Linked DNA regions of Mus musculus: region 1 is linked to region 2. A link is a loop called in an ENCODE intact Hi-C map of the cell type or tissue named here. Cell type or tissue: heart. All regions are shown on one strand. Links, peaks and the distances in the headings refer to the core of each region. The heading gives the core; the rest is flanking DNA. Region 1 overlaps Hivep3 (human immunodeficiency virus type I enhancer binding protein 3). Region 2 holds the start of Hivep3 (human immunodeficiency virus type I enhancer binding protein 3).

Region 1 (15,693 bases), core at 5,042-13,041, 100 kb after region 2:
CATGATTAAGTTCACCCAGGGCCAGGAAACCGCTCTACTCTGAGTGACTCTAGGGCCACTGAGCCCCTGCATCCTCCCACAGGCTGTATCTGGGGAGCAGAGAGCCGCCACAGCCGTGCTCATCTGTCTTCAGAGTGTGTCTCCAAGGGAAGAGTGTTCTCATTCTGCGAGTGGGGAGCTATTAGACTGCTGGATTCTCAAGCAAATGGCCGATCTGAAGTCCCCTCCCCACAGCCTGCTCATCAGTCTGGGCTTGATACTTGCTAATTTCCTTTCCTGGACAAACTTGTCACCACCACTCTGAAAATAAGGTGACCAGATGGGAACACAATGCAGATTTGATCCACTTGTTACAGAGGAGCGTAAGGAGGCTGCTGGCTAGTCGGAATTCAGATGTCTCCTCAGACAGCCTCACGCTGGCTTGATTTCCAGTCTGTGGCTTTCTGTGAAACACCTGCCCATTTTCAGTCTTTGCAGAATTTGACCTTGGTGCTCCTTTGTGGGCGAAGGACTGGTACAAAGGGAAGGAGTGCCTCTGGCTCCCACCCCTAGGAGGGACTGGGCAGTCCCCTGGACGTGTGAACTGCTTATTCTAAGCAATAAACATTTGAGTGACTGGGCTTGCTTTGTTCTGTGAAATAGGACCTTGGGGTTCTTCATGCTAACATAAAACAGCTTTTTAGAATGGCCAATGGCCATGGCATTGTATGCACTTAGGGGTTTCTCTATAATGTATGCACTTAGGGGTTTCTCTATAATGTACGCACTTAGGGGTTTCTCTATAATGTACGCACTTAGGGGTTTCTCTGGGCCTCTGCATGTTTGTCCTTAAATTAAGCAGCATTTCTAGCTCTAACTTAGGTGTCTGACAAGGATCCATCTCTGTGGGTACAGTGGCTTCTACTGCATGAATTTGACCTTCTTTTAGCTCCCCCTGCAAAAGACTCACTTATTTCTTTATTTTTACCTCTCAACTTTTATTTCTTATCTCCTCCTGGCATCTTGCCATTCCCCAACCTCCACAGCATACCATGAGGGTGGGAACATCTCTGGAGGGGCCTGAACTGTATATGTACTATAGGTTTGCCATGTTGGACTGACTGCCAGGGTGAGTCATAGACCTCTTTGTGTGCACGCCCCTCTATTCCCCTTAGTGTAGCATCTCCTTTGTTACCTGTGAGAGTGGGATAATGACAGCACAGTCTTATAGAGAGGTGATCTGTAATGAGACAGATGCATCCGAGGTCCTTAAAATAGAGCAAAGTGAGTTTTTAAAAAATACACTGTTATTACGTTATGTTATAGAGTGAGGGAGTGAGGATAACCCAGTCACTGCTCAATTCTTTTCTTAAACAAAGTGAACAAATGGAAAGAGAGGGAGGGAGAGGGAGAGGGAGAGGGAGAGGGAGAGGGAGAGGGAGAGGGAGAGGGAGAGGGAGAGGGAGAAGAAAGCAAGCAAGCAAGCACAGATACTGGAGTTTACAATGATATGTGTTCTTCAGAGGAGACCAGCAGGGGCCACTGTCCCCACCATGAGGAAGACAGTCCAGATGATTGGCTGGCAATGCTCCAGTTGGCCAGGCCCTGCAGCAGCTTGGGAACTCAGGCAAGTGGGAGAGAGATAAACAAATCAATAACCAGCTACAGAGCCCTCTAAGGGCTGAAAAGGGTCACTCAGGACATCTGGAGTTGATAGGCAGGGACTGGGAAGGGGACACAGACAAGGTGTAGGACAGGCAGGATCCAAGATGAAGATCTGGTAACTTCAAAAACTACAGCGGTGTTCTTAAGACAGTCCACGACCCATACACCACAGAGGCTAGCTGGCCTCTCAGAAAGATCTATGGAGGTTAAAAGTGACAACAGAATCTTCTTAAATGACACAAATGGTTTAATGGCGAGCCATTTTTAAAGAATACAACTATATAGGTGGACTCTGAATAGTCTGTTCTTGTCTTGCCCCAAGACAAGAATGAGGGTCAGTACCCTGGAGAGCTCCATGGGTTTACAGAAAGCTGGGGCAAGCAACTTGTTCTTCATGAGGCTAAGCCTCTTGCTGGGGGCTGGCAGGCTGGCTTAGTGCCAGTCCCCACCCACATGGCCATTGATTGCAAAGGACAATATTCTCCTCTTAGGTGGAGACTCCAGGAAGGGGTGGTAGTGGCCTGGAAGCAAGGATTCCAGAATAGACATTTGGTGTCTGTTAACCTCTAGTTGGGGGGTCCTGGAATCAGCTGTAGGCCCTAACACTTAGGTGCTGTGGACATTTGCTCTCTTATACAGAATGGGTAGCACATTGCTTACATTCTGTGTGATTTAGTTGGTGGGATAAGCAATCAAAAGGCCCTGCTCAGGAGGCAAAGAGCCACTCCTGCTGTTTCAGACTCAGGTTTACGTGGATTTCTCCAATTACTCAATCCATCAAGCTCTTGTGGGTGGCTGGGAGACTGTCTGTGAAGCATAGGGTGAGACCTGGCTGTGAAATGCTTGTGGCTGGCTTTTGGTCCTGAACACTGGAGCCGGAATAAGTTAGCCTGGCTGTGGTGTAGGGAGATGCACCCACATGCATCTGGTGTGCACACTGCAGTTCCTCCTCACCAGATGAGCATATTGTTTGGACACTTCTCCTCTGGAACAAGGCACTTGAAGACTAATTTATAGGCTTGGGACAGGTGTGAACACTGGTGGGCTGGTGATGTTGGCGGTTTGTCCTCCGAGCCCCTCCTCTCCCTAGTCTCTCGCTTCCACCCTCCCCACCAACCCCAGCAAGCTCATCTCCTGTAAGCTTGTTGAGGATCTACTGTACAAGCCCTGGAGGATGCACTCATAATTAACCCTATACTCTAAATTTCCATGGGTAATTCTGACTAGAGTGGCATTTAGTCTGTTTGTAAGAGTGGGTTAGATAGACTTTCAAATTCTGTTTGACTTGATGTTTTTATAAAACATAAATCCATAAATTAGGAAATAATCATGTGTCAAGTCACACAGCAGACATTTGCATGTAGGAATTACAGTTGCCATGCACCAGTGAGAAGGATGGGGGAGGAGCACCTGCATCTCCTGGTCTACTTCAGTCCATGAGAAGAAACACCTGCATCGAGAAAGGACCTGGTCCAATTACTATTGATTTGTAATATTTGGCAGGAACATTGTAGGGTAAGTAGAAATGTATGGACGGTATCTTTGGTACCTGTTATTTCTTTTCCTAGGCCTTAGAGTCTTTAATCCATCCCAAGTCTCTCTTATTAATATAAAAGTCTATCTCAACAATCAAAGGAAAAGACTCATTGCCCTAACATGGTGATCATTACAGAGGCTGGACAAGACCCTCACACCAGTCAATCAAGGATTAGCCAGAATCAAAGAATGTTAAGACTTCTCAATAGCCCTTGAACAGCATAGAATCAGCCTCATTCTGAGCTTCAGACTAGATGTCTTAGCTTTAATTCATGCTAATAGAAGAGCCTATTGTTCTGAGGCAAATAGACCGAGTACAAATTCAAAATCCTCCAGGCGTGGCTCTATGACCATGCGTATTCCTTTATAAAATGGAGGCAGTAATACTCAGTTCTCCAGTTTTGTAAAAACTGAGTGGTATCCCACAGAAGCCCCCGACACAGTACCTGACCTACAGCAATATGCCACAAACAGGAGTCCTTGTAGCAGTCACCACGGAAGCCTGTGGGCTGCAGTTCCAGTTTGCTATGGGCAGAAACCTGTTTTAAATAATAGATGTTACTTGTAATCTGGGCAACAGTCCCATCCCACTTCTACCCCCGAATCTGAAAAAAAATAAAAGAAGTGACCTTTACTAAGTGCTTTGGAATTTTGGTGGAAGGTTCTGTAATTGCTAGTTAACTGGCCGGGAAACCAGCTCTTGTGCAGTAATTGGAGGTGTGCGGGTCAGGACATTTAATTATGGCCTGGCCGCCTGGAATAGAAACCTTGCCACCATGACAACACCTTTTCCACATCTGCCTGATTGAGTCAACAAATTGTTGGGTCCCAGCCCAGACTCAACTGTGGTCTCTCTCCCCATCCAGAGTCTGTCAGTTTGGTGGGATCATCAAGGGTCAGCTTGGGGGATACACTAGGAAAGACATATACCCCTGTTTGGTGAGGGTCAGGGGGGGTGATTGCAGCTGGGTGAGGTAGAGACTGAGGAGCTGGACCACTGGGTAACCAGAAAGAACAGTTCAAGCCCAGTTCTACCTTGGTTGTGGTTTGGATCATGAGTAGATTGCCTGCTCTCACTGGGCCTAGTACCTTCACATATATAACAAAGATAACAAGAGTTCAGCTGACCCTCTCTGGCCAAAGATTCTGTAGTCAGAGCTAATCAACCACAGGTGACAATAGTTAGAGGTGGGGTGGAGGTGTCACACTGATACCGAACCAGCACAGACTTGCTTTCCTCCCCCTTTCTTCCATAAAAGAGACGGTCCAATAGCCATTTACAGAGCATGCGCTCAGCATTTGAGAGAAGTCGTCTAGAGATGATTTCACAGACCAGAGAGGCTTGTGTGGATATATTTAAATGTTATGCCATTATGAAAGGGATTAGAAGTACCTGTGGATTGTGTTCCTCCGGGTCCTGGAGGCAATCTCCAATATATACCAAAGGACAAGTAGTCTCACCTCATCCTTATCATGAGGACTCAAAGTAGTAATGTCAACCAAATGCTCTAAACCATTGCAAATGCCCTGTGACTGTGTGGTGCTGGCATGAGGGTTGTGACCTTTGTGATCTTAGAGCAGCTATCATTCTGGGTAGAGTTGTGAAGCAGACACCTGAGGCCTTGGGGGTACCCCCTCCTACTCAGCCTTGTGCAGCTGGAGCCTCCCCATCCCACCCAAGCACCTTTGCACCTGCAGTCTGTCCCCATCACCTCCTGACCAGTCCCCCCCAACACGCTGTTCAGACCCAGGTCACAGACATCATGAATTCCTTCCAGACCACGCCTCCAGATAGGATTCATTGCCCTTCTTTGGTTTTCCTGTTTATTTTTCAACTAAAAATATCAGCTCCTCTCACACTCGACTATAGAGGCTCACACCTTGCCCCAGGTGAGATACCAGGCTCTTTCGGTCTCTGCTCTTCGCTGTTTGCTGCTGTGCCTGAGAGCAGGGGCTCAGTGGTGTTCTGTAGGGATGGTGTCTCAATGAAGGAACCTTCATCCCCCTCCCTCCATTGTCCCTTCCTCTGTCCCCCTTACCTGTGGATGCCAACCATGCTGTCTCTTTCTCTTACCTGTCATTCAGGATGAGTCCGCGCTGTGGCAGCCTGATAGAAGGAAGCTGGGAGCCCTGCTTTCTGATTGATACATTCCACTTTTAATTAGGAAACACGTCATAGGGCAGTGTTGTATCCTCCCCACCCCCACCCCACCCAGTTTTAGTTTCAGTTACCCCTGGTTCAACTGTAATCTGAAATTTTAGGTGGAAAATTCTAGAAGTAAACAATTTACTCATTTTAAATGGCATGCTGTTCTGAGAAGCTTGGTGAAATCTCTCGCCATTCCATTCTGTCCTGCCTGGGTCACGAATCCTCGCTGCATCCAGTGTATCCATACGTGCAGGGTATGGTCCCTACTCTCTGGCCTTAACAGACCAACAACTGGGTCATTGCAGGGCTGGGTTTAGGTCACTCTGATTTTACTTTCTTTTTTTTTCCATTTTTTATTAGGTATTTAGCTCATTTACATTTCCAATGCTATACCAAAAGTCCCCCATACCCACCCACCCCCACTCCCCTACCCACCCACTCCCCCCTCTTGGCCCTGGCGTTCCCCTGTACTGGGGCATATAAAGTCCGCGTGTCCAATGGGCCTCTCTTTCCAGTGATGGCCGACCAGGCCATCCTTTGATACATATGCAGCTAGAGTCAAGAGCTCCGGGGTACTGGCTAGTTCATAATGTTGTTCCACCCATAGGGCTGCAGTTCCCCCTAGCTCCCTGGGCACCTTCCCTAGCTCCTCCATTGGGAGCCCTGTGATCCATCCATTAGCTGACTGTGAGCATCCACTTCTGTGTTTGCTAGGTCCCGGCATAGTCTCACAAGAGAGAGCTACATCTGGGTCCTTTCGATAAAATCTTGCTAGTATATGCAATGGTGTCAGCGTTTGGATGCTGATTATGGGGTGGATCCCTGGATATGGCAGTCTCTACATGGTCCAAAACAGACCCAGATTATGAGCGTAGTGATGGAGATGAGGCAGCAAGGCATAAACGCAGTAGGGCCAACTGCTCTGGTACTGTGGTAATATGCCTAGAGGAAAGCCAGACATCCGTGGGTGTCATGGAACAGATCTGCCCACCATGGGGAAGAGGGTCTACCGTACCCATCCTGCAGCTGAGCACAGAAAACAGTATGCAGAGAGAGAGAGAGAGAGAGAGAGAGAGAGAGAGAGAGAGAGAGAGAGAGAGAGAGGAGAGGCAGTTATGGGTGGGTAGGCAGAAGAGAACAAATGACATCCCAGTAGTCTAGGACAGCCCCAGTGACCCTGAGATGATGCACTCTGCAATTCTAAGAGACATCATGTGGGGGTGGAGGAGAAGGTGCTATAGAGACGTCACTTGTCAGTAGGCTTGTCTCCCACTGATGCACTCTGGAAGGAAAGCACAGCTGTCCCACTGACTCAGGCCCCAGCCCAGGCCAGTTGAACCACGTGCCTTCCATCTTCCTTACAGCCTCCGAGTGAGGTGATGTGATCCAGTGCCACCCTTCCCCGTGGAGCACAGAGAAAAACTGAGATTTTCTTCTACTTGCCCAAGATCCCCAAAAGTGTGGGTGGCACTGTAGGGACTCATTCTCAAGTCTGTGAACTCTAAAGTGATCAACCTCTGTGTCCTCTCTCAGAGAGGAGGTGGTGGATGGCGTCGGGTTGGAAACAACAGCCAGGGGGTTTTTAGGATGGTCTATCTCATAGTAAAGTCAGGGGAGTGACCCTAGCTGGGTTATCTGAGGTTTGGGCTATCCACAGTAAGAGGGGGACAGGTGGGAAAGCCCTGAAGACAGCATCTGATCCTGGCTAGGGACTGTAGGAAAATGAGGTGTTTGGGAAACAGGAGCAGCTTTTGGAAAGGGATCGAGGTGAGCTCCAAGAGAGGCATGGGCTCTCCTGTGTCCCCCCACTGTGTGCTGCTCCTGCTCACATGACTGTCACCCTCTGTCCCCCCCCCCACTGTATGCTGCTCCTACCCACATGATGGTCACCCTTTGTGTTCCTCCCCCACACTGTGTGCTGCTCCTGCTCACATCCCTCCACTGTGTGCTGCTCCTGCTCACATGACTGTCACCCTCTGTCCCCCCACTGTGTGCTGCTCCTACTTACATGACTGTCACCCTTTGCTCATGGATCCCACAATGCACTAGAATCTGGGAACCAGCAGATGTCCCTCCGCACATGCACCTGAAGGCCCAAAACAAGACAGCCTAGAAAGAGATGACCCCTTCCTTTCCCACAGTGCCATGGCTCCTCCTTGAAGGGGTCTCTCCTCTCTCAAGCCTTCTGTGGCTGACAAGATGACTTAATCAAACCTTCTTCTTGTGCCATCTCTGTCCTCATTGTAATCCCGGGGAGCGGCAGAAGAGGGAGGAACTGCTGTTGCGTTCTAGGCTACACAGGGGAGAACAGGCTCAGGTGAAGAATCCCAAACTTGTCTAAGGTTAAATGCCACTGTCTCTTTCCTTTACACCCCTGGCATCAGACTAGGGGTGTTTAAAAGCATCGGGCCAATCAGATCCCAAATGGGCATATTACATAGTTTAGATCCCATGTACTCTAATGCTATGAGCACCAGAGGGCTGGGAGGGAGACTGGCCTCATGGTTGATGTATGCCCTTGCTTGATAGGATAGTTGGCCTCCTTTTCTTCTGGAAACTTCTTACAAAATTAGTTCTTCCACTTGCATTTTATGCTGTCACCACTTTCTAACAAATGTGTGTATGTGTATGTATGTTTGGGGTTATGTGTGTGTGTGTGTGTGTGTGTGTGTGTGCATGTGTGCTTGGGGTTATATGTGTGGTGTGTCTATGTGTGCACATGTGTGTGCATATGTATATATTTATGTGTGTGGTGTGTATGTAAGGGGGTTGTATGTGTGCACTTGTATGTATGGTATGTGGTGCATGTGTGTATGTTTGTGTGTGTAAGGATGGGAAGTAAGTTAGGGACTGAGGTGTACAGTTCAGTGGTAGAGTACTTGCCTAGCATGATCAAGGCTCTGAGTTCTATCTCTAGCACTGGAAGAAAGAAAAGAACATAAGGATTCGATTGGCTATGTTCTGCAAAGCATTTGCTCTGACTGGCCTATCAGAGGATGCCACCGTTGAATGCATCTGCATTTTTCTAAAGAACTGAGTTTTATGAATTGAGCCATTTAAAATGCCATAAATAGTGTAGAAGAAGCTGCCTTCCACAGTGAATTATTTGATGACCTAAAGGAATCAATTTCCTTCTCTCTCCCTTTCCCGTTTTTTTTACGTGGGAGCTGTGTTTCACAGACTGAAAGACCATAACAATGAGTCCAGGATGAGTTTTGGACACTGGGGGGGGGGTCTGTTCTGCCTCCATCCTACATGTTGCTGTGTTCTGGCTCTGCTCCATCATGTCTTTCTTGTTCTGAGGCCATCTTGATGGCTATCCAAGCAGATGGGGGTGAAGTGAGGTGGCCAGTATGGAGGGTGGCAGAGATGAGCCATTAGTCCTCACCTAGAGCCTTCTCCATGATTGAGGAGATGGCAAGAAAACAGATAAGGTTCAGAACTGTGTGCTTCCCCAGGAAGGTGCAGACAGAGCCTCGAGGACCTCCGGGAGGGAAGCCTTCCCATGCAGAGTGGCTGGGGAGAAGTCAGGTGTGTACAGTCTAAGTGGGAGTGGCTTGCTTGGTCATGCTTTTCTTACCTTATTCCTGATAGAGATGTGAGAAGGTGCATTCTATATGAAAGGAAAAGGAAGTTGACATGGAAATCAAGGAAAATACAATAGAATCATGGGGCAGGGCAGGGCGAGACATAAGCCTGCTAGAGATGATAAGTCAATTTGGGTTAAGCAATGACAGCAAGAGGGAGAGGCTGGTCACTTGCCGGTCATCTCATCCATGGGGTCTAAGTGTACTAGATGCAGAGACTGAGAGGCTGCGGAGAGCTGACACACAGCAGGGGATGCTGAGGCACCGTGCTGAAGGGTATCGCTGAGGTAATCATGGCCTTCCAGGAAGAATGCTTCTAAGGGAATGCTGCCAAAGAAGAGTGTTCTTGGCCAAGGAAACAGCATGGGCCGGGCTCCATGTCTTTGTCAAGGTCCAGTGGAGGGCATGCCTGCTGTCTCTTGTCAGCGTGGTCCTTAGATGGCATGACCCAGTGGGTCTCTGGGGACTTGTGAAAACAGTTTGAGGGTAGATGACTTTGCACAGGTAAGGGGCCACAGGGAGACATAATGCTGGATATGAGAGACTCACTCTATTTACATGCCAGGGACAAGACAGGGGTCAGGGCTTCTGTGGCCCTTGTGGTTGGAACTGTCAGTAGCTGGACCAGTGCCTGAGGAGGTGGAACCCGGGCAGGTCAAGAAGCCTGATTGGGTAGCCTACCTCCTGGTCTCAGCCCACATACTCCGCAAAGTCACCTCTATAAGGGCACTCCCAGGCATTTTTCTCACGAAATTGAAAACAACAACACATGCTCTGCGACCCATCAGGAAGCAAGTGGAGAAACCTGAGCTGCCCCACGCTCCAGCCTCCTATTTTGGGGGCTTTGTCTGTTCTATTTTTGAGGTTGGTGAACTGGTTTCCTGTTTGTTATAAAACGGGTGTTGTCACCGTCTGGGTCTGCCCTAGCTCTGGCCTGGCCCAAAAGGAGGTGGACTCAACATCTCTGCCTGGGGTCAGTTCTGTTCTGCGCTAAGACCAGAGGGGAGCCAGGATCCACACAGTCTGGGCACCCGCTGGCTGGCACACGAGGTGGGCAGCGAGCATGGTGCGGGCTGTTGTACTCCTTCTCGTGGTGCCCTCGATCCCTTGCCATTCCTGAGAGACTAGCTGCACATCATAAAGAGGGATATTTCATAATGGAAGGCCAGGCAAAGCACGAGGCTGGGCCTTAGAGGAGATCCATCGGTGTCTGGAAGGATGTCAGAGAGGAAAGTCAGAAACCTCCCGCTAATTGGCACTTTCTAAATGACTGTCAATTTTTACAATTTTACAACCCACTTTTTCTTAAATTATCATTGATCATTCTCACTGATAAGGAGCCTGAGGCTCAAGGACCATGGATTCAGTGTAGAGCCCTGGACCACAGCCTCCTTCTCCCTCCCTGCCCCCACCTCATTTTGAGTGAAGTTGCAGTGGACAGAAGAGCTTGGGAGGCGGCAGGGGTGGAAAGGGAACGAACTTGTGGTCTCTAGCTACTGCTTTCCCAAGCTGCTTGGGTACTTCCTAAATGACCAGGGAAGTGGTGGCCCTGTGTCAGAGGACAGAGTGACTCACAGGGAGGTGACCCAGCTCTCCAGCCAGGAGCAGGGAGGGCTTAAGTTCATAGACACTTTCTCCCAGAGCAGCCAGAGGGTCAGGTCCCAAAGGGGTGTCTAGGTCATGATGTCTCTTCTGCATTTCCCAACTCCTTACCTGCCCCCCCCCCAGCCTCTCACCCCTGTTCTACCCTCTGACATACCCACACCAGAGTCTCTAAACTCTTTTCTTTGTCTTTTGAGATTAAAACAAAAAAGAAACCTTCTAGAAGTATTGGTGTCCTTGTGGGCTGGCTCTCTCATGTCCTTGGTAGCTTAGGGTGGTTTCAGCCTGCATCTGGGCTCCAAGCACATTATAGTATGGATAGCTGAGATGTTTCATTGCATATTCCTCAATGGCTGATGCTCACACTATACAAGCTTCTTGCTAGAGTTTCTGCAGCCACTCTCTAGAGCAGTGGTTCTCAACCTTCCTAATGCTGGGACCTCTTCATACGTTCCTCATGTCCTGGTGACTAGTGGCCATAACATTATTTTGTTGCTATTTCATAAGTATAGTTTTGCTACTTTTATGAGCTGTAACGTGAACGTTGGCTATGTGGGATAGCCGATAAGTGGCTGGAAAGGTTCATGACCCACAGGTTGAGATCCACTACTCTAGCAGCATTCTTAAGACTCAGTAGCTCTAGTTCTCTGTGTAGTGCCATGATGGGGCTGGACAGGACAGATCAGGAAGAACGACATCACTCTGGAGACTGTGGAAGAAGGACAGAGGAAACCTCAGAGAGGAGGGGAGTGATGATTCCCAAGGAATTACCTGTGGCAGGGGAGGGGACTTTTGCTCCTTGCTATTGTGCCTTTATGTGAGGTGTGTACATGTGTACGTGTGTGTGTGTGTGTCTGTGGTGTACACGTGTGGTGTGTGTATGTGATAGGTGTGTGTGGTATGTAATGTGGTATGTGTGTAGTGTGTGTGTGTGTGTGTGTGTGTGTGTGTGTGTGTGTGTGGGTGGTGTGCATATGTATGTGTGTAGTGTATATGTATATGAGGTGTGTGTGTGTGTGTAGCATGTGTAGCGTGTGTGTGTGTGGTATACATGTAGTGTGCATATGTGTGGTGTGTATGTGTGTGGTGTGTGTATGTGTGTGTGGTGTGCATATGTATGTGTGTAGTATATATGTATATGATATGTTTGTGTGTGTGTGGTGGGTGGTGTGTGCGTGGTATATGTATGTGTGCGTACAGTGTGTGATGTGTGTTTGTATTCATATACTTTTGGGCTCACATGTGTGCAGGCCTAAGTATAGTTTTGTTGACGGAGAGTTTAGTGCCTTCTTCAATCACTTCCTACATTATTTGCTAATGCTCATCTAGGACTCATTGATTAGACAAGTCTAGCTACTCAGCTTGCCCCAGTGATCATCTCTCTCCACGTTCTGAACTCTAACTCTGGGATCACAGGCTGCTGCCCGGCTGCCACCTCTGCCCAGCTTTTTACATTAGCGTTAGGGATTTGAACCCTGGCCTCCACACTTGCACAGTAAGCCCTCTATCCATGCCACCATCTTCCCAGCCCATATTATGCCTTCTTCATCCTCCTACCCTGCACTAAGTCCTCTCTTCACCTCCTCCTCCTGAAGTCCCTGCCTCCTTAGGGGCTCAGGATAGGCTCCCTGCACCTTCAGACTTTAGTCTCCCCTCTGACCCCAGGAAAATCTAAATGGCACTGCCTCTTTCCCAACCCTCTTTCATTGTGCTCTAAGTTCTTTGGGGCCATCATTTAACTCCACCTGGTAATTATGAGAGTGCAGATTGCATTAATCATAGTCTCTTTTGCCCAGTCACGGTTCAGGGCTGGATAATGGAGGAGAAAGGGAGGGGAAAGGATCAGAAGCAAAGGAGCTAATCTCTTCCTTGTTTCAGGGAAGGGACTGCCCAGGACTTCACGGAGAAGGCAGAAAGGGCCCAGCCCAGCCTAGCCCAGCCCAGCCCAGCCCAGCCTCTCACCTCCAGCAGCCAGTGCCAGCTCTGTTTTGCAAACAGCTGCTGTGGAGCTCAGTGGCAGGCAGGGGCCACAGCAAGGCTTCTGTGCTTCGGCTTCTGACCCACCACGTTCAGAGTGTGTCCTTAGCCATGCTGTCATGCTTGTTACCTCTGTGTGGTAGCCTCCTCGGTCCTTGTATCCACAACACCCAGGGAGCTCTGCAGACTTAGTGAAGTAGGTGCTGCCTTGCTTCTGTAGGTTCCCTACAGAACCAGAGAGGAACATCAAACTTTATTTACCTAAACATAAATTAGAAATGCCGGGCCGGAGAGATGGCTTAGCGGTTAAGAGCACTGACCTCTCAATAGCTCCCTGCTAGGCTTTGTGTTCTATTTCCCTTCATTCGTTTGTGTCGCATGAAGATGGTCCCAAACTCAGTAGGCTGAAGCTGTGACATTTATGGCTCCCAGATCTGGCTGATAGCTCTGCTGGTCTAGGATAGACTCACCCCGCAGCTGCATTCAGCTGGACTGGACAAAGAAGAAAGTCCCACCCACATGCGTCCGGTCTGGGTGCTGGCTCCAAGCTGAAGCACCTGGTGACCCCCACATGGATTCTTACCCACCAGCCATCATACCAGATTTCCCCACAATGTGCTGGGCTCAGGATTCCCAGGACAGTGAAGCTTCTAGGACTCTTACAGCATGGCCATACCTGGTATAGCACTCTCTGAGAGAAAACAAAACTCAAGACCACTCGGGCTCCAGGGGAGAGAAGCAGGCCCATGTGTGGAGTAAAGGAGTCCTTAGTCCTGTTGACCAGCACCTGGGACAGCTCAGCCCTTCATCCCAACCTTTCTTTGCTTTGAGAGAGCAAATGAACCTCCTGGAAGCCTCTGCACATGGCTACTGTGGACACATTATGAACGCAGTGGATCAGCAGTGCAGGCACCAATGCCTGGGTCCCTGGCTGTCCCTGAGCTAGGGAGAAGCTGTTTGCAGAGCACAACTGCCAGAAGGAATGAGGACATATGCCCTCCAGACTGATGCAGGCAGCCCCTGGACAGGGTTGTGTGGCCCTCCTCAGGTACCACTCAGTTCAAGCTGGAGGTTTCTGTCGATTCTTCCTAGCATGAATCTTGTGAGAATTGGCCCACCGGACCTGGCTGTTTTCAGCATAGCATCTCTTAAATTGTTTTTTTTTTTCTTTTTTTTTCTTTTTTTTTTAAAGATTTATTTATTTATTATATGTAAGTACACTGTAGCTGTCCTCAGACACTCCAGAAGAGGGAGTCAGATCTCGTTACGGATGGTTGTGAGCCATCATGTGGTTGCTGGGATTTGAACTCCTGACCTTCGGAAGAGCAGTCTGGTGCTCCTACCCACTGAGCCATCTCACCAGCCCCATTTTCTTTTTCTTTTTCTGAGTGATGAAGTTGGTGAGGGATTTTCTTTGTTTTGCAAGTAACAAAAACTAAATTTTACAAGTTTGAAAAATAGAAGAAATATGTGGAAGGAAAATGGGAGCCTGTCATGAAATTGATAGGAGGCTGCAGAGAGAGCACAGGCAAGAAACACACATTTATAATCCAGAAAAATGCTAGCAAGGCATGGGGCACATGCTGCAGGACACAGACACTGGTGTGCCATCGTCATCCTAAGGCAGCTGACCTGAGAGGATACCAGGGACAAGCACTGGAGAAGATGGAACATTATAGACAAACCCACTGAGGTTCACAACCAGTTAGTTATCTTGTTAAAGGACCTGCCAATAGCTGGAGAGTGTCAGGAGAAAGAAAGGAGAGAGACAATAGCATCATAGTCGTCGTCGTCGTCGTCACCACCACCACCACCACCACCACCACGATCCAGAAAATGGAGGTGGACTGCAGACAGTGGATGGCTTTAGCAGACTTTTGTGGAGTTCAGCCTATCCTGAGGCTAACGTTTCCTGGATTTGATATTCAGAAGACAGGTATTCTAGATGTCACTTGGCTCAAAGAACCTATGGCTAAATAAGCATGGGAAACGCACATGTCATTAGGAAGATGGGCAGGCTATGTCTTGGAAGATGAGCAGGATTTGAGAGGGGCTGACACATTCTGTGGAAACAAGGGCAAAGAGCATCTCGGTCCTGGACAGAAACGCTTAGTGTACCCTGTGTCTGTGACAGACAGGGAAGGGTTTCTCCATGCAAACATCAGAGTGAATGCCTGCAGGTCACCAGGATGAAGCCCTTGTGCAAAGGGCTTGTCTGGAAACAAATGAGAAAGCTTATGAGGCCCTTGACCTCAGTGCTGACTCTGAACTCACTTAATCTTGCCATTTAATCTTGGGTGTCAACTTACGGGATCTATAGTCAATTAAGAGGCACACCTTTATGTGCATCTATGAGGGCATTTCTGGTAAAGATTACTTGAGACACAGACCCTCCCTAGAGTGGGTAGCACCTTCCAGCAGCAGTTTAGATATGAGGATGTCTGGGGACAATGTTACTATTTTTCCTGCCCACGTCCCCTCTTTGTTGGTGAGTGCTTCTGGCATCCTTCGCTGACATTGGGACCCTGATTCTTGAGCCTTCTTGTGTGAACTGAACATCATCGGTTCTCCAGGGATCTGTGGGCATTCAGCACAACCTGTGGGAAAGCTCAGTCTTCCAACCCCGTGGACTGAGCAGCTCCTGTGTCCTCAACCTCTCCAGTGTGCAGAGAGCCATTGTTGGACTACCCAGGCTGTACTGTGTAAGCCAACCTAACCGATTCTCTTTTTAAGACCTATTCACTCTATGGATCCTCTAACAGAATGCTGACTAATATACAACTCACATATTTCTAGATTTGTTTTGATTACAACCCCTTTGTTTTACTAGGCTTTTGCAGAAACGCCAGATTTCCCCAGAGGAATGCCTTTGGCTGCAGTGACTGGGTATCTCTCCACTCCGGCTTCTAAAACTGCAAATAGTTCCCTACTCGAAGTTCTCTTTCATTTAAAAAGTTAATTCATTATTAATTAGATTTTCTGAAGCCGAGTTTGATGTAGCCCGGGCTGGTCTGGGAACCACTACTTTGTGGCTGAGAATGACCTCGAACTTCTGATCTTCCCTCCTCCGTCCCACTGCTCAGTTGCAGTGATTATAGATGTGCCTCACCTGCCTGTTTGTTTGTTTTGTTTTTGTTGCTTTAAAGATGTATTTTTATGCATGTGAGTGTTTGCCTCCATGTGTCTGTATGCCATGTG
Region 2 (15,693 bases), core at 4,463-12,462:
AAATGAAGTAAGAATAGGGCAAGGATGAACATTTATAGTATTAGATGTTTATTTCAGAAGTAGAAAAAAATGCTATACTGAAAAGCAATCAGAGTAGAAAAAATTAAAACTAAAGGAAGAGGGAGGAAAGAAATAATAAAGACAGAAGCAAAAACCCCAAAATCAATGAATTAGAAACAGAAAAGCAATTTGGAAATATCAACCAACCCAAACTGGTTATTTGAAAAGGTCAAGGAAATGGATGAACTTCTAATGAGACTGACCAAAGAAAGGAGAAGACATAAATGACAAGGATCAGGAATGGAAGAAATGTCATCATTACAGAACCCTGTGGACAGTAAAGAAATAAAAAGATTGTACTATATACAACTTAGTGCTGGCTGTGGTGATATGGTCAAATTCGGTGAAAACCATGAGTATGGAAGTTTGTTCATGAAGAAAAAGATGTCTTGAATAATCCTGTATGTCCTGGAACTGAAATTTATAGATTTAAAACTTTCTCCTTAAAGAAAACTCATGGAACAGATGGTTTCAGTAACAAATTCTACCAAATATTTAATGAATCTTAATTGCATATAATGTTTTCAAAAAGAGAGAGAAGACTATTTTTCATTTTATTTTATGAGACCAGAATTTCTCTAATACACAAGTCTGTCAAAGTAAATACAGGTGAAGAAAATTATAGTCCAGTATCCCTCATGGTGATACATACAAAAATCCTCAAGAGAATGTTTATAAGTAAAACTTTGGGCCATTGAGATGGCTCGGTTGATAAAGGGGCTTGCTCCCTGGCCTGGATGACTTGAGTTCAATCCCAAGAACCTACATGATGGAAGAAGATAACTGATTTTTAAAAGTCGTTCTCTGACTTCCACATGCATGCTGTGGAATATGTATGCTCCCCAAAACATAAAGAAGCAAATATAATGCAAAGATCTTTATTTAAAATGAAATGTAGAACTCTTATTTGTATGTATATACATCCTTTTATACATACATATTACTAAGTCAAACCTAATAATAGTGTATCTACATATGTTTAATATACATAAATGCTAAGTGGGGTTTATCCTTGGGACTCAAAGATAGTTCAGGGCTGGGAAATCTAAGTAATTTTACATGTGTACAGAACCAAGGAAGAAAAACCATATGATTATTTCCGTGTTCTTAGAAAAACACTTGGAAACGTCAATGTTAATTCATGGTTAGAATTCACAGCAGAGAAGGATTAAGAAGGGGACTTTCTTGGTCTTGTAAGAGGTATTTACAGGCCGGGCATGGTGGTGCACGCCTTTAATCCCAGCACTTGGGAGGCAGAGGCAGGCAGATTTCTGAGTTTGAGGCCAGCCTGGTCTACAGAGTGAGTTCCAGGACAGCCAGGGCTACACAGAGAAACCCTGTCTCGAACCCCCCCACCACCAAAAAAAAAAAAAAAGGTATTTACAAAGGATGGCAGGCAGGCAGGCAAGCAAACAAGCAAGGAAAAAGCTCACTCCTAACAATAGACCTAATAGTCAAAGACTAAACACTGTTCTCTCCCCTAATACCTATCCAAAATCAATACACTGTGACAAGAGAGGGGATTAAATGTATAAAGATTAGAAAAAGTATAAATAAAACCACATCTATCAGCAGACTGTTTGACAAAGAACTTATATATTTAAAAGTCCTAGGATTAATAAGTTTAGGTGATAGATGATAAAGTCAGTCATATTTCTTTAAAAATATTTTTTCATTCTATGTGTGTGAGTGTTTTGCCTGTGCACCATTTGTGTACATTGTCCTTGGAGGCCAGAAAAGGGTGTTGGATTCCCAGGGACTGGAGTTATAGATGGTTGTGAGCTGCCATTGTAGGTGCTGGGAACCGAACCTGGGTCCTCTCGAAGAGCAGCCAGTGCTTTAGCCACTGAGCCATCTCCCAGTCCCAAATTTATATTGTTAATATAAATTTCTTTATATTTGAAACTTAGATGCCTTTATAATAACACCTCAAAATCAAATTAAGTATTTGATTTTATAATTCTAACTCTAACATTCAGGATATGTCTGTTAAAAACTAGAAAAATCACTGTAGAATTGCGTGCAGAAGACACGGAAAGGCCCCGACTATCTCATTGTACCGGAAAGTAAGGCAGTGCTGACTGCCACCGGTAGGAACAGGCTGAGTACAGGAGCCAGTTTGAAAGAGCTGCCCATGGCCTAGATGGGAAGAATTTGAATCAAAATTAAATAAGGACGTGCTAGGTCATAACTTAAAGAACAAAATTCATGAATCTGTCATGATTAAAAAGTACTGAACAGCCGCCATGTTCCATGGGAGGAAAATGAGGGTCCTCCTTGATGAAGAATCCTGATGGCTAATACAGAGGAAGGAGGGGGAGAGAGAAGGGCGGGGAGGGGAAATCACCTTCAGGATGCTACAGCTGGCCGTATTTACTGCAGACAGCTCACCACACAAATGCCCAAATTACTGGGTGAGCAATCACCAGACATTTGAGATTCCCTGAAAATACTCAATGACAGAGAGAATGAGACACTTCTCAGTGGAGAAACCTAGCAGATGCCACCAAGGTTGGCATGGCCAATGATAAGACGAACAGACATGGTGACGGTATATTGATACAGAGTGGGAAATATGGGTCATCGTTTTATACTAAGAGTACTGACAGCTCAGGAGAGTGGGGTTCGGGAAGTTTCTCTACCACCTCGTGAAGCTGGGCATTGGCCTAGAATGCCAGGTGTACCGGCTAAGCCTTTATTGTTTCAGTGTAAGTCCCTTCTTCCCTTTCTCACCAGCTGAGGAATCAGCGGGGTACAATCTTACATGGTGTCACTCATCCCTAAAGGACTTTGTCTTTTAACAAAACTGTCTGGGCTCATCTCTCCACATTACACCTTGTTTGTTTCATAGCTCATCAGGCACATGCCCTTGTCATGTCTGTGGGTCAGAGGGCAAGCGTGGCTGCCAGGAATCTACTCTAAGGTACTTTGGGTAGGAGAGTTCGGCAGTTGGGAGAGCGGTTATGACAGGTGTGCAATGTTTCTGTTTATCAGTAATTTGACCTAAGCTGACTCAAGACACTTTTATTTTAAAAGGAGCCGTCATCATCCTATTTTATTTCTTACGGGACACAGCACTTCTATACTAGTCCTGCCCCAGACTCCTGAGTACAATTTAATCATGAGTAAGTGCCAGAAAAGTCCAAACGGGGGACAGCCCACAAAACCTAAGCAAGGCTATTCAGAAGGACAAGAGGCTTCAGAGCCAAGGTTGAGTGGTAATACAGGTCCCAGGAGACAGAGGAGGAGCAGCAGCCCAGAGTGGCATCACTGATGCCTGGAAGATAAGCTGTAATGTAGCTTTGTTTTGTATACATGCTTGTCAGACATTTCCTCTTATGTAAGCATTAGAGAAAACCCCGCCATTCAGTTAGAGGTGTTGCGCCAGTCAGCACCACTTTCTTGATTTTGATTGTTATTGTGGTTACAGAGGATGCTAACAATGAGGCACTCTAGGGGAAGGGTATATAAGACTCTTTGTAGAAATCTTGTATGAATTAAAAATGATGAAAGAGCTGGGTGAACTTTAGATAAAATAGGCCCTGATGAAAGAGGCAGAGGCCACCTTGTCTCCTGGGGGGCTGTCATGATCTACAGGACCAGCTTGCAGTTCCTGGGCACTCCCATGACTCTGCTCCTAGGACTGCAGTTTGAGAAATACTGTGATCAAGTCAGCTGCCCCATTCATTTAGAGACATCCTGATTTCTGCATGCTCTCTTTTTTAAACATTGTTTTAAAAATTAATATGTCTCTACAAGCATTTTAAAAAAAGTGTACTCTCTTTGTCTTTCCAATTGAGAGATGAGCCCCCCCCCTCCCCTCCTTTTGTTGACTGATCATTGGAGTTAGCTATGCAGGCCCACATCCCACCATCTGACTCCACTATTCTTAACTAACAGAACTTTCTGCCTCTTTTAAATTCAGTATACACAGGCTTTGCTTACTCCTGTTATGTGCATTTTAGTTATGTGCTTGGTCCCTAAAGGCATGCTAGGTTTTGATCCCCCACGATAAGTTACATGAATTTGCAGTGTTTATTCATGACCTTTCCTTGTTACGGCATTGTTAATGTTGTTATTTCAGTATGACTGAAATTTCACACCCTGCTCCTGTGGTGCTATAGAGTCCTCTGTAGCCATGGCCGAGCATCTGTCTGTAGAATTTTGGGATGGACAGTGGTCATCACAAAAGAACCTCACCCACCCCAACACACACACACAAGCTTGGCTTAGCCAGGGACCACAAACTTATCAGGAGCCAGGTTGCCTGTCTCAGTACAGCAGAGGCGCTCTGAAACATGACTGCTATGCATGGGATACTCGAAGTGGGGTCTCACTAGATGGGTGAAATAAGCAAAGTTAGACCTTATGAGTCACTTGCTGAGCAAACTGTCTGCCTTTGAGTTGGTGCTCTAGAAACACCCAGGCTTTGGACTGTTAGCTCCTTTTCTTGTTCTGTGCCCTGCTGAGTGCATTCAGGCTATGCTTTTGGTACACTGAATCCATGGTGTGAGATCTTGGTATCTGTCTAGTTGATATTGGGTCTAGTGACATTTTATAAGGGGGCTGTGGCTTTCTAAAGCTGAGGCCTGCACTAGTTCTTTACTGGGATTGTCAGAATTGGTCATGGAACGTGAGTAAGATGCCGGGTTCCTCCTGTAGAAACTTGAAAGTGTCTGTCTCCCCCTAACACTCCACAGAGTTTTCAATCTGTGTTAAGTATAGACTGTATGCTGTCTGTACTAGTCAGGGTTCTCTGGAGCAGTGGTTCTCAACCTTCCTAATGCTGCAACCCTTTAATACAGTTCCTCATGTTGTGCTGACCCCAACCATAAATTTATTTTTGTTGCTATTTCATAACTGAAATTTTACTATTGTTATGAATTGTAATGTAAATATTTTCAGAGATATAGGTTTGCTTAAGGGTTCATACACCACATGTTGAGAATCACTGCTCTAGACAAACAGAACTGGTGGATTAATATATATTATGAAAGAAAACTCCATAGACTGGAACATGATATGAACTGGAGAAACTAGCAATGTCTGTCTCCCTCTTAGGAGATGAGAACTGGGGGAGGTCGGCTATAAGCCTGGATACCTCCAAAGCCCTGTTGGCACTGAAGGCCTGAGTGGTTCCTGGAGAGCTGCTGGTTTTCAGTCCACATGGGAAGCCAACAAAGGTGGATCCTTGTGGTGATTTGAATATGCTTTGCCCATGGGAAGTGGCAACATTAGGAGGTGTGGCCTTGTTGGAGGAGGTGTGGCCTTGTTAGAGGAAGTGGACTTTGAGATCTCACATATACGCTTAAGTCTGGCCAGAGACAGTCTGGCTGTAGTATGACCAAGATGCAGAACTCTCAGCTCCATTTGTTTACAGCACCTTGTCTACCTGCACACTGCAGTGCTTCATGATGTTAATGGGCTGGACCTCTGAGACTGTAAACTACCTCCAACTAAATGTTGTTCCTTATAAGAGTTGCCTCAGTTATAGTTTTTCTTCACAGCAGTGAAACCCCAACTAAGACAGTCCTGATGATGCTTTTGATTGCAGTGAGCTAGGGAGAAGGAGACTGGGGAGGGGGTCCCTAGGGCAATCAGGCTTAGCCTACTCAATGAGTTCTAGACCATAAAACAGGTACCAGCATCTGATCAATGACACCCAAAGTTGTCCTTTGGCCTTCACACACATGTGTGCACACACACTTGTACAAATGCATGTCATGTACACATATGTACATGCCTACCCTCAAAACCTAAACCTATACTCAATCTAAAGCAATTGAATGGTCAAAATATTTAATAAATGAGCTAGCAATGAGGAGGCTGTCAGTGTGAAGACTGGATCATAGAAAGTTTGCTCTTCTTCTTCCTCTCCCTCCTCTTCCTCTCCCTCCTCTTCCTCTCCCTCCTCCTCTCCCTCCTCCTCTCCATTCTCCTCCTCCTCCTCCTCCTCCTCCTCCTCCTCCTCCTCCTCCTCCTCCTCCTCCTCCTCCTCCTCCACTTGCCTCTTGGTTTTGACTTGTCACTTCCTTCCTGCACACACTGACACAGCAGTCCTCCTCACTGCATTGTACTCAATCTTAATCAGCTGTTCTGCTGAGTGGGTTAGTGAGCCTGGCAACTGAACTGCCCTTTGAAGAACGTTATGAAACTAGAAAGGATAGTACGCACTTAGGGCAACAGAATTAGGTCCCAGTTGTCAGGGCAAAATGATGGGTTTATTCTTACAATATAATGTGTAAGTGGGATAAGTAAATGTAAGGTTATGGTGTGAGTGTAGACCAGGAAAGAGTGTGACTCAGTAGCAGTAATTACAGATAGATAGATAGATAGATAGATAGATAGATAGATAGATAGATAGATAGAAAACCAAACAGATTGATCAATCAATAGATAGATAGACAGATATAAAGAGCAATATAATTGTATTGCTTTCATCCCCAGATTCAATTGTTGTCCCAAGGACTTGAAAGAACTTTATAAACTAAAGATTACTTTCCTTCTTCGAGACTGAGGATAACCAAGACTGTATAGAATGTTAGCACCACAGACCCAGGGTCCTTTGTCTTCCTGCTTAGTCAGTCTCATCCACATGAAGTCCAAGCCTGCATTCCAGAGAACAGGAAAGAGAATTGGAGGGAGAGTGTGATCTTTCCCTTCAAGGACTGATCAGAAAACTACTCAGTGTACATGAGCTTGCAACTCAGAGCTAAAGCCTGTCCCCAGGACACACCTACAAGGAATGCTGAGAAATGTAGTCTTAGGTGGTGAATAGCTGAGTTACTACTAAGATGGGAGGAGAAGAATGTATGCTGATGGAACTTTAGCAGGCTTGAAATAAAGCCAGCATGCACATCAATGTAGTCTTACTCCCAGAAAAACCTGAGCAACTGTGTATTGTACTGAGAGAAATATAGAAGTCTCTAGAATGAGATAGCTAGCTTTCCCAGAACAAAGAACAAAACAGCAAACATTTAGTTTTGACCAGTCACATACGGTATTTGTCACAATTTTCCCCTGTGTTTATACTTTTATGATCCTTCCATAATGTCAAATGCACACTTATCATGTGAATTGTCCAAATCAGGCTGTCCCAAGGGCTGTAGTTTGTGTATATATGCTTAGTAGAAGCATGGTGGTCACATCTAGAATGTAGGAGTCTGTGTTCCAGGGAGCTGGTGAATGTACGGAGAAATGCAGGTGAGCCAAAGATGATGACCAGAGGCATCTCAGCCTGGACCAGCTCACATTCCCGAGGACTTGATCAGCATTCTCGAATAGTTGAGGAATATTTTGGTGATTAGGAGTGACTCAAATCTTGTTTGTATCAAGAGAGAAGAAGGAGAATTGGTAAGAGAAAGTTCTAGAAGGCAGACCAGAGTGCTGAATATTCAAGGGCTTTCTAGTTATTGCTTTTCACTTGAGAACCTATAATCAGGCATGTTATATAGCTAGCCTCAGTTTATTCTCCACAGCGCCAGGAGGTAGGTGTCACCATTATGTCTCATATTAGCTGATTTTATTTATTATTATTTATTAACAAAATTTCTGACAGAAACAACTTATTAGATGAAAGGTTTTGTTTTGTTTTGCTTATGGTTTGGAAGGGTACAGTCCATCACAGCAGAGAAGGCATGGTGGGATTCATGGCAGCGGGGGTGTGTGGCAGAGACCCATTATGGCAGACAAGGAAACAGAGTGGCCAGAACTAGGGACCACACCCTCAGAGTCCCCTCTCTAGTGGCCTACTTCAGCCAGCTAGGACTTACCTCCTAAACTTTAGGACCTAAGGCTCTTCAGCACCACCCCTTTTCCTCAGTAGCACCAGAAACTGGGGTGAGTGTTCAAAGCATGATTCTGGAAGGCACATTTCCCTGTTCAAGCCACAACACCTCTGCTTGACAACTGAGAAAGCAATATAACCCAGGTTACAGTAGCCTTAGCCACAGCTACTCCCTACTGCCCCCTTGTGTACAAATTAAATGTCTTGGATATGTAAATCCTGGAGTAGTGCCTGGCACCCAGTAAGAGGGAACACTTACTGGAATCCCTGCAGTTCTCACTGCGGTGGGTTTCATAGTCTGTGACTGAATACCGTGAACTTGATGCCGTCAGATGACATGTTCACCTGCTCGTAATTTGGACATCTGAAGTCTTCAGTCCGTTTCACTGGGTGGTAAGCAAGCGTTGACAGGGACAGTGCTAAGCTCCCTCCAGAGGCTTGAGGGGGATGGGGGGGGGGGGGTCAGGTGTGTGTGTGGATTCTGTTCTTGCTTTTTCCTACATTTGATGGCTTCTGACTTGTCCTGGCCTGGCTGCATCCCTCTGATCCTGACCTCTGTAATCCCATGACTTCTCTGCCTGCTTCCTGTCTCTTACAAAAGATCGTTGTGATTCCAAGCAGAGTTCTCCTAGTTTGTTTAGAATAACCTTCCCATATCCAGAGTACTAATTTATTCACATCATTTGTATTAAGGTAAGGCTCATTTTCCAGGCGTTAGGTAGCACATATCTGTGGGGGGCATTGTTTAGCCTTTCCCAATGCGATTTTGCATAGACTGGATGACCTCAGATTTTCTTTACACTATTAGAAAATAACTTTATGGCATCAAGTAAACTATAATATCTATCTATCTTTTGAGGTCTCTTTTTCTGAAAAAAGATTTTAAATAAGGCATGGGTTAAAGGAAATAATTCTTTTCAACAAGCCATAGACAAATACTATTATTATGTTACTGGATAATGATTTCTTTGTTCTACGGATTTAAAATTCAGCCTTCATGTCTTACCTTCACATGACAAACTATAGTCAAATTGTTTCTTGGCCATATTCAGTCCACCAGCCTGTTTTGCAGGTTCTGCAGTGTGAGGCTCTTTTGGTTATTGTAACACTGAAGTGTTATGTATTTCTAACTGGCAAATAAGCCTCTTCTTCCTTTTCTGGTTTCCCGGCCAGTGGCCCTTCTCCTGCTTTCTTTCTCGTTGGGTATTTCAGCTGTACTGGGTACGTTATGTACACCAGCATTACTCAGCACTCAGGATGCCAAGGAGGGAAGAACTGAAGCTTAAGGCTAGCCTGGGCTACATAGCAAGATACCATCTCTAAACAAACATCCATCATCAACAACCTCCGTCCTTACTGTTACTTTAACGTGGTATTTGGAAGAAGAGCCATTCTGGAATTGTCTACCCTACAAAAATGATCCTTTCAGTCTTGTTTATCATCATCATCATCATCATTATCGTTATTATTGTGAATCTGCTTCTGTATCTCCATTGAACATTTCTCAGTTTTATTAATATATAAGTTTAATTCTGGGACTTGTATTTTAAAAACAAATAGGTGGTGGCTAGTAGGTAAGAAGGTAGACTGGACACTGTAGAATGTTAGTAATAATAACCAATAAGAAAATAGAACAACTTAGAACCAAATACTCTATCAAAACTTTGTAAACTGGAAAGTCTGTCTGTCTGTCTGTCTGTCTGTCTGCCTCTCCCTCTCTGTGTCTCTCTCTCTGTTCTTTTATAGGTAAGTGATGAAATCGGTAGCAGGTGATGTTACAGAAGAGAGGGAATACTACATATTTAAATCATTTGACTCTCATTTCTCAAAATGTTTAATAATTATGTGCTGTCAATTCTGTACTCGACTTTACATTTTACCTGGCTTCATTCCACATTACATTTCTTACATAATAACCTCTCTTTGTGTGAGTTCATTTTCCTGGCCTGTTTTCACCCTTGCTTAAGCAGAGATCTTCAAGTTACCTACAGAAGCTTTTCTTAATAAAGGGTATGCCAGTGATGCCCTGTCTCTATTTTATCGTCACACAGAGGGCAATGCTAGTGTGACAGCTAGTGTGGTTTCAGTGCATTTCTTTGGAGTCCCCAGTAAGCATTGTGCGGGTGTATCTGTGAGCCGCATTTTAGAAGGGGACCAGAAAGTCATTCTGAGTTTATTTCTTTTACGCAGTCAGCTCCTTCTCCCTTCTGAGTACGTTTGTGGTTGTGTCTCTTTGCTCTTGGGGTTCTGCATCTCTGAATGTGTTTGCTTGCTCAACAACGCTGCTGCCAGCACACCTTGTGACCTGCATCCAACTCTTCAGCTGAAGGGGACAGCCTTTTGCTTCTGTGTTTCTGCTTCTCCTTGGTGCTGCTATTCCTTCAGAACTCCTGCTGGGTAATCCCAACCCCTTTGCACATGCTCTGTGCTTTATCTGGTTACTGAAGTCTTTTATCCTTCGTGTGTGTGTGTGTGTGTGTGTGTGTGTGTGTGTGTGTGTGTGTGTGTGTGTTCCTGTGTGCATATGTGGAGTATTTTTAGTGGCCTCCAAGGGAGCTGCTACCTACCCTGCCTGCTCCTCCTCATTTTTAGTTCCTACTTATATCAGGAACAAAATTCCCAATTTGCAAAGAAGCTCTGAAAAAGCTTCCGTTTCTAGCCATTCTGTCTTTAGTGAGCTGGTCTTGCTCCCCATGACCTGATCTGTCTCTGCATTTCTTTATACCCATAAACGTCCTCCAGCCTCCATCTTCTGAGCCTGAACCTTCTAGGACCCTTTCCTGGGAACCTATGCAATGACTTCTTCAAGGTCTGTGCAGAATCTTCACAAACTTTCCTGCCCCGCACCTCACGACTCTGAATCTTTTACTCTTTCAAATGCCTACATCTTGATGGTACAATCCTTTGGTTTCCACTAGGACCACTGACATTTTGGTCACATAAGTGGTTTTTTGGGGGGGGGTAATGAACAAGAAAACATAGGAGCCCCCTTTATCATTCACCAAACCAATGGCCTATATGTGGAATTAGGGGAGGAGTCTAGAGCTTCTAGCTAGAGAGATGGGGCTTAGCATTGGCAGAGAACAGGATGAGGTATGACTGAAGTGTGGAGCTGAGTTGCTTTAAATCTGCAGAAGACAAGGCTCCTGTGGGTCTCTACAAAGACAACTGAGTCTTAAAAAGCTGTGGGCTTCAGAGTGCATGAAGGCCAAGCAGGGGCAATTGAGAGCTGGGCCCTTAAAAGAGATTTGGAGAGGGCCCAAATCTCCTTCTGAATTCCTGACAGCTTGACCATATTATGATTCTTGCTTGATGCTGTAGTGTTAGAGGGAGAGGAGCAGCAGAAAATAAAAATTGTTTTCTCGAGTCTTCCTGATTTTTTAATGTGAAGAAAGAATGCTTTCGTCAGGAACTCTTCCTGGATCTTTCACCAGGGATAGAGACATCTTTCATTTTTTCACAACATGCGGCTCCTCTTCCTTTAACACCACAGTGGCAGACACTCCTGCCTCCTTTGCACCCCCCCCCTCCCCAGGTCTGGGTAGAAGAGAGGCTTTGAGAAGAGTGACAGGCTCCCTGTGGTAGGTCTGTGCCTTGTCACCAAGCCTCCTAAGCTCAGGTCTGTGGTAGCCACAGGAGAGCTAGCTCCATGCTGTGTGGCTGGTGACATTTCCGGCTGCCAGTGCCCAACCAATCAGTGACAGACTCAGCTAGCCAGGACGATGACACATGAAATATGATAATTTTCTCTAAAGAGTCTGGGAGGGGAGGGGGCTGGTTTTGGCTGGGAGGGTGAGGCAAACAGGGCTAGGTAAGAGAGAGCCAGGCATGGGTTTCAGTGGTCTGCCTGGCAGGACCAGAAGAGGAAATGAGAGCTGGGGCTAGAGCTGGAGGGACCTGTCCTAGAGTGGCCCTAGGCACAGAGTGATGGAGGAGCCTGCTGATGGTCAGGAGCAGGAGGCAGGTAGCATGCCCGGGATGATCCTCTGGGGCTCTTGGCTTGAAATAAGGCTCTTCCTTTCAAGTAAGAGTAAAGTTACTTTTTGTTTTTTCTCAGTGGTACCTCTTTAAAAGCTAAAACAAAACTGGATTAGATGCCATCTGGGTGGCTGAAGTAGTTGGCATGCACAGTTTAGGCTGGGGGTGGTTTATCTCCCTGCACTGTTGTTCAACCTTCATGCTCAACTTTGTTCCAACCTCCCCCCCCCAGACCCCGCCCCCCCCAAAAAAGTTAAAAACAGAACAATGACAGCAATGAAACCTTGCTAACAAAAATGTAAAGAGGAGCCAGATCAGAATAGTCAAATACCAAAGCCCAGGTGGCAGTTTCAATTTCCGATGTAAGTAGAAGAAAACCTGTCCTAGAACGGGAACTGGGGCTGAATCTCAAGGTGGATCAGAAATGGTGCCAGAACCATCCTGTGGGCTGGGAACACCTTTCAGTTCCCTGAGACTTGGGCAGGGCAGGGCAGGGCAGGGCAGGGCAGGGCAGGGCAGGGCGGGGCAGGGCAGGGCGGGGCGGGGCGGGGCGGGGCGGGGCGGGGCGGGGCAGGGCAGGGCAGGGAGGCATGCTCTGGGATTAAGCTGGAGGTGGAGGGTGAGCTTCAGTAGACACTTCACTGCCTTCAGCAGTGACACTCTGGCCCTTCAGGAGCAATAAGGGACCCCAGAGGGGTGACCCCTGTTTTGAAAAGTCTGCCGAGAGTCTGACCTATTAAACATGAATGTTTAGAAGTGTTCATGTGCAGTGCTATTCATCATTGGGAAGCCCATCATGCAACAAACATGTGCTTCGCATATATCCTGTATTTGCATATGTTTCTCCCACCATGTAATGTATTATCCATGTGTGCAGATATATGGATGTCAATGAACATTGTTACTGCCTGCTATTTGCCCTGTGTGGCAATAGGCCTGGTGCTGCCTGCCTTCTTTCAGTATTCCCAGCCATGCTATTCAAGTGATAATTGGTGTACTGTATCTTTAAAAGGTTAAAACCCCTTAAAAAAAAAAAAAAAAAAGGTCTGGACTCCTAGTGGAAAAGACAAGCGGGGCATGGGTTGGCTCTGGATTCAGAAAGCAGCTGCTGATTAGATTCTGTGTCTGCGGGCTGAATTTATTCCGTGTTTCCAGCAGGAATTCAAGAGGGATGCTTCTGTTTGGGTTTCTGATCGTGATTTATATTTATTCAGAGGAATAACAGAGGGTGGATCTGTTCCCGGCGCGAGCATGCTCACCACCAGCCGACTCTCCCATTATCCCCCTGCCTAGTTTGGTGCTCCAGTGTACATGAGTATTCCGTGTGCATATGTGTGTATACAAACACGCATGCACGCCTGGATGGACAGACATACGCACAGGTTATTTCTTAAGAGCAATTCCTTCAATAAGGTCTTTACCCCTTACTTGAAACAGGTGTTTATGAAAAAAAATGCACAATATCCCGACTGACCGGAATAATTGAAGAAGGGTGCTGGATCCGTGGGTCAGAGAACACACAGGACCAGCTTGCTACCCCAAGGCTGAAGGTAGGGGACTCTGGGTTTTTATTCCGCGGATGGATTCCTTGCGCTTTATTTTTCCCTGATTGTGTTTTCTCCCGCGGCCGCCACCGGGAAGTGCCACAGTGCTGGGATTCCATTTTGTCGCTGCCTTTCTCACGCCAGGTGTCTGGGTGGCGGGGCTGGCAGGGTGGCCACAGTGTGCGCGGTGGTCTGCGCGCTCGGCCTGGCTGGGGGAGCGCGAACCTCAAGTGACCCCCGCGCGTCAATCACTCGCAGCCGTGGCTGGGCTGTAACCCTGTGCGCGCCGCGCGCCCCCCGCGATAGCTCGGCTGCGTTGCGCTGCAGACCTGGCTCCTGGGCCAGGCTGCTGCTCTAGGAAGGGTCAGGCCCCAGAGATGTCTATTAAGTGCTTGGTAGAAGGATCATTTTGGTCTGATGCTGGGTGCCAGGACCGAAGGGAGAGATTTTTCTCCCTGCTCGCAATCCTGCCACCCCCTGAAAACGATTCCACGGGGGTGGGTGGGGGGTGAGGGGAGAATCACACCTTGTCAGTCCTCTCCCCAAAGCACACTACACCACACCAAACTGAAGTGGGAGTGGGGGTTGGGGGAATGTCTTGCCCTGTCACTAATAAAGCAGGTGCCCCTTCCTAGATGTCCCACATTTCACCATATTTTAAAATGGGAACACTGCTGGTGACAAACGGCCCCTGGGGAGGTGATGGGCAACCAGACTGGTGGCTGGGACAGAAGTAGTGGAGTAGAGGAACTCAGAGATCTGTATGGACTTCCTTGAAGCTGGCTGGTTTGGTTTATACTGCTTGTCAGGGTCAGGACCCTTTCTGTGGCTTGACCTGCCCTTGAACTTTGGGGACAATGTTTGCACAAGAGCCTGCTGGCTTAGAGGAGTGGTACTGTGGTCCTCTTTGTGCTTTGCATCTCAAAAGTTCTGGCAGCCTTTGGTTTTGCAAGGCGGTAGCCAGGTGCCCCGGAGATATCAGGCATGTTTTGATTTTTTTTTTTTTAACCCAGGCTTGCCTTCTGTTGTTGGGGTGGGGGTGGGGAGTGGAGGGATGGGAGAATGAGAACAAGGCATTTGTTGAACTAACCTCTACAGAAGTGTTCTCCAACCCATGTTTATGTAATTATGTAATCCCAACTAATGATCAGACCCAGTGCCCAAATACTAGCATCAGCCCTCTGCACTCAAGTTGGGTGCTTTTGTTGTTTATAATGTCTTTATGTAATTATGTGTGGGATGACAGCAGGAAGCATGTGGGGACAAGGAAGAATCATTTGAACAATTTGAGGGTCAAGAACACAGGCAAAGAGCAGGATTCTTGCTTGAGGACAGAGGTCTCAGAATTGGGTTGGTGTTGATCTCAAACTTTCCCACTGATTTCTGCCCAGGTGATGCTTGTCTGAACTTTGTGTTGTAATCTCACCCCTCTCTGTTCATGGAGAAGGATATAGCCACCTCTGCGGGGCCCTCAGGTTCCTAACTCAAGAGGATAAAGGACACTGGGTCTAGGGTAGCCACTTAGGTGCCTCCAGAGGAAGGGCCAAAGAAAAGTCTGTCCTGCTCGCTGTGGAGAGTTTTTCTCTGGGGTGGAGCGAGCCCCATGTTGGTGGATCTGCTTGAGTGCAGCCTTGGGAGCTGGATGCCCTTTCCATCCTTGCATTGCAATATTGGAGGTTTTACAAGGTAGGAGGATAGCTGTCCTGTGAGGAGCTCTGCAGGCAGGAGAGTTTAGTTCTCCCTTCCACCCAACTCTGTAAAGTACCCACAGTCCACAGAGCTCTTAATATAGAGACCGAGATCATGTTCCTTATCTGTTCCTCCTGGGGCTGGTGGGCAGGTTTGTTAAACTGGTGACTACATCTGACCTCCTAAGGCTAAAATTATTTTCTGGTCCTCAAGACTCTGGTACAGCAGTTGGCTGGTGGGGGCGGGGGTGATGGGAGCGTTGTTGCTTTAAAGGCTAACTGCTACTGTGCGCTCTGTAGATCAAGATGTACTCAATTGGCACTATTGTCAAGCTGTCTCCGCCCATTGTATTACAGCAGTGGCCACCCTCCTCAGAGTGCAGAAGTGTAAGCTGCTCTTGGACCCCTGCCAAATGAGCCAGGGAGGCATTTAGTGTGTGAAAGGTTCAGGCAAGAGGAGATACATTTAGTCTGAAGTCCTGGCAGATTCCAAGATTCAACTTGATGGAAGATAACATTAAGAAAGCTGTGTGACAACTAGATAGCTTTCAACTTGTCTTTCTTCCTGCTCAGCAAGTTCCTTGGTGTCTTTCAGGGTTTTATTTATTTATTTATTTATTTACTTATTCCCCTAGGC

What was found. A loop is a pair of places that touch in the nucleus more often than their neighbours do. Peaks named below come from ENCODE experiments on the same cell type or tissue, not always from the same donor. Only the 100,000 strongest peaks of a DNase experiment are listed, where the experiment ranks them.
Region 1: a loop joins it to region 2, with 2.1 times the contacts of the local background. A loop is called at or near these places in 6 of 42 quality-filtered maps.

What each region holds. Positions count from the first base shown.
Region 1 is chr4:119,901,974-119,917,666 of GRCm38, forward strand. The region is part of intron 1 of Hivep3 (human immunodeficiency virus type I enhancer binding protein 3); the gene reads left to right. Among named protein-coding and RNA genes, the nearest start is that of Hivep3, 95 kb to the left of the region's middle. In heart, for the core only: no CTCF peak of the experiment used is centred there; DNase peaks (open chromatin) are centred at 9,318 and 9,578; H3K27me3 peaks cover 843 bases.
Region 2 is chr4:119,801,417-119,817,109 of GRCm38, forward strand. It overlaps Hivep3 (human immunodeficiency virus type I enhancer binding protein 3), which reads left to right and starts at 13,262. Exons shown (of 9, transcript NM_010657.3): 1 at 13,262-13,374. In heart, for the core only: a CTCF peak has its summit at 8,033 (motif pointing left); a DNase peak (open chromatin) is centred at 11,575; H3K4me3 peaks cover 133 bases.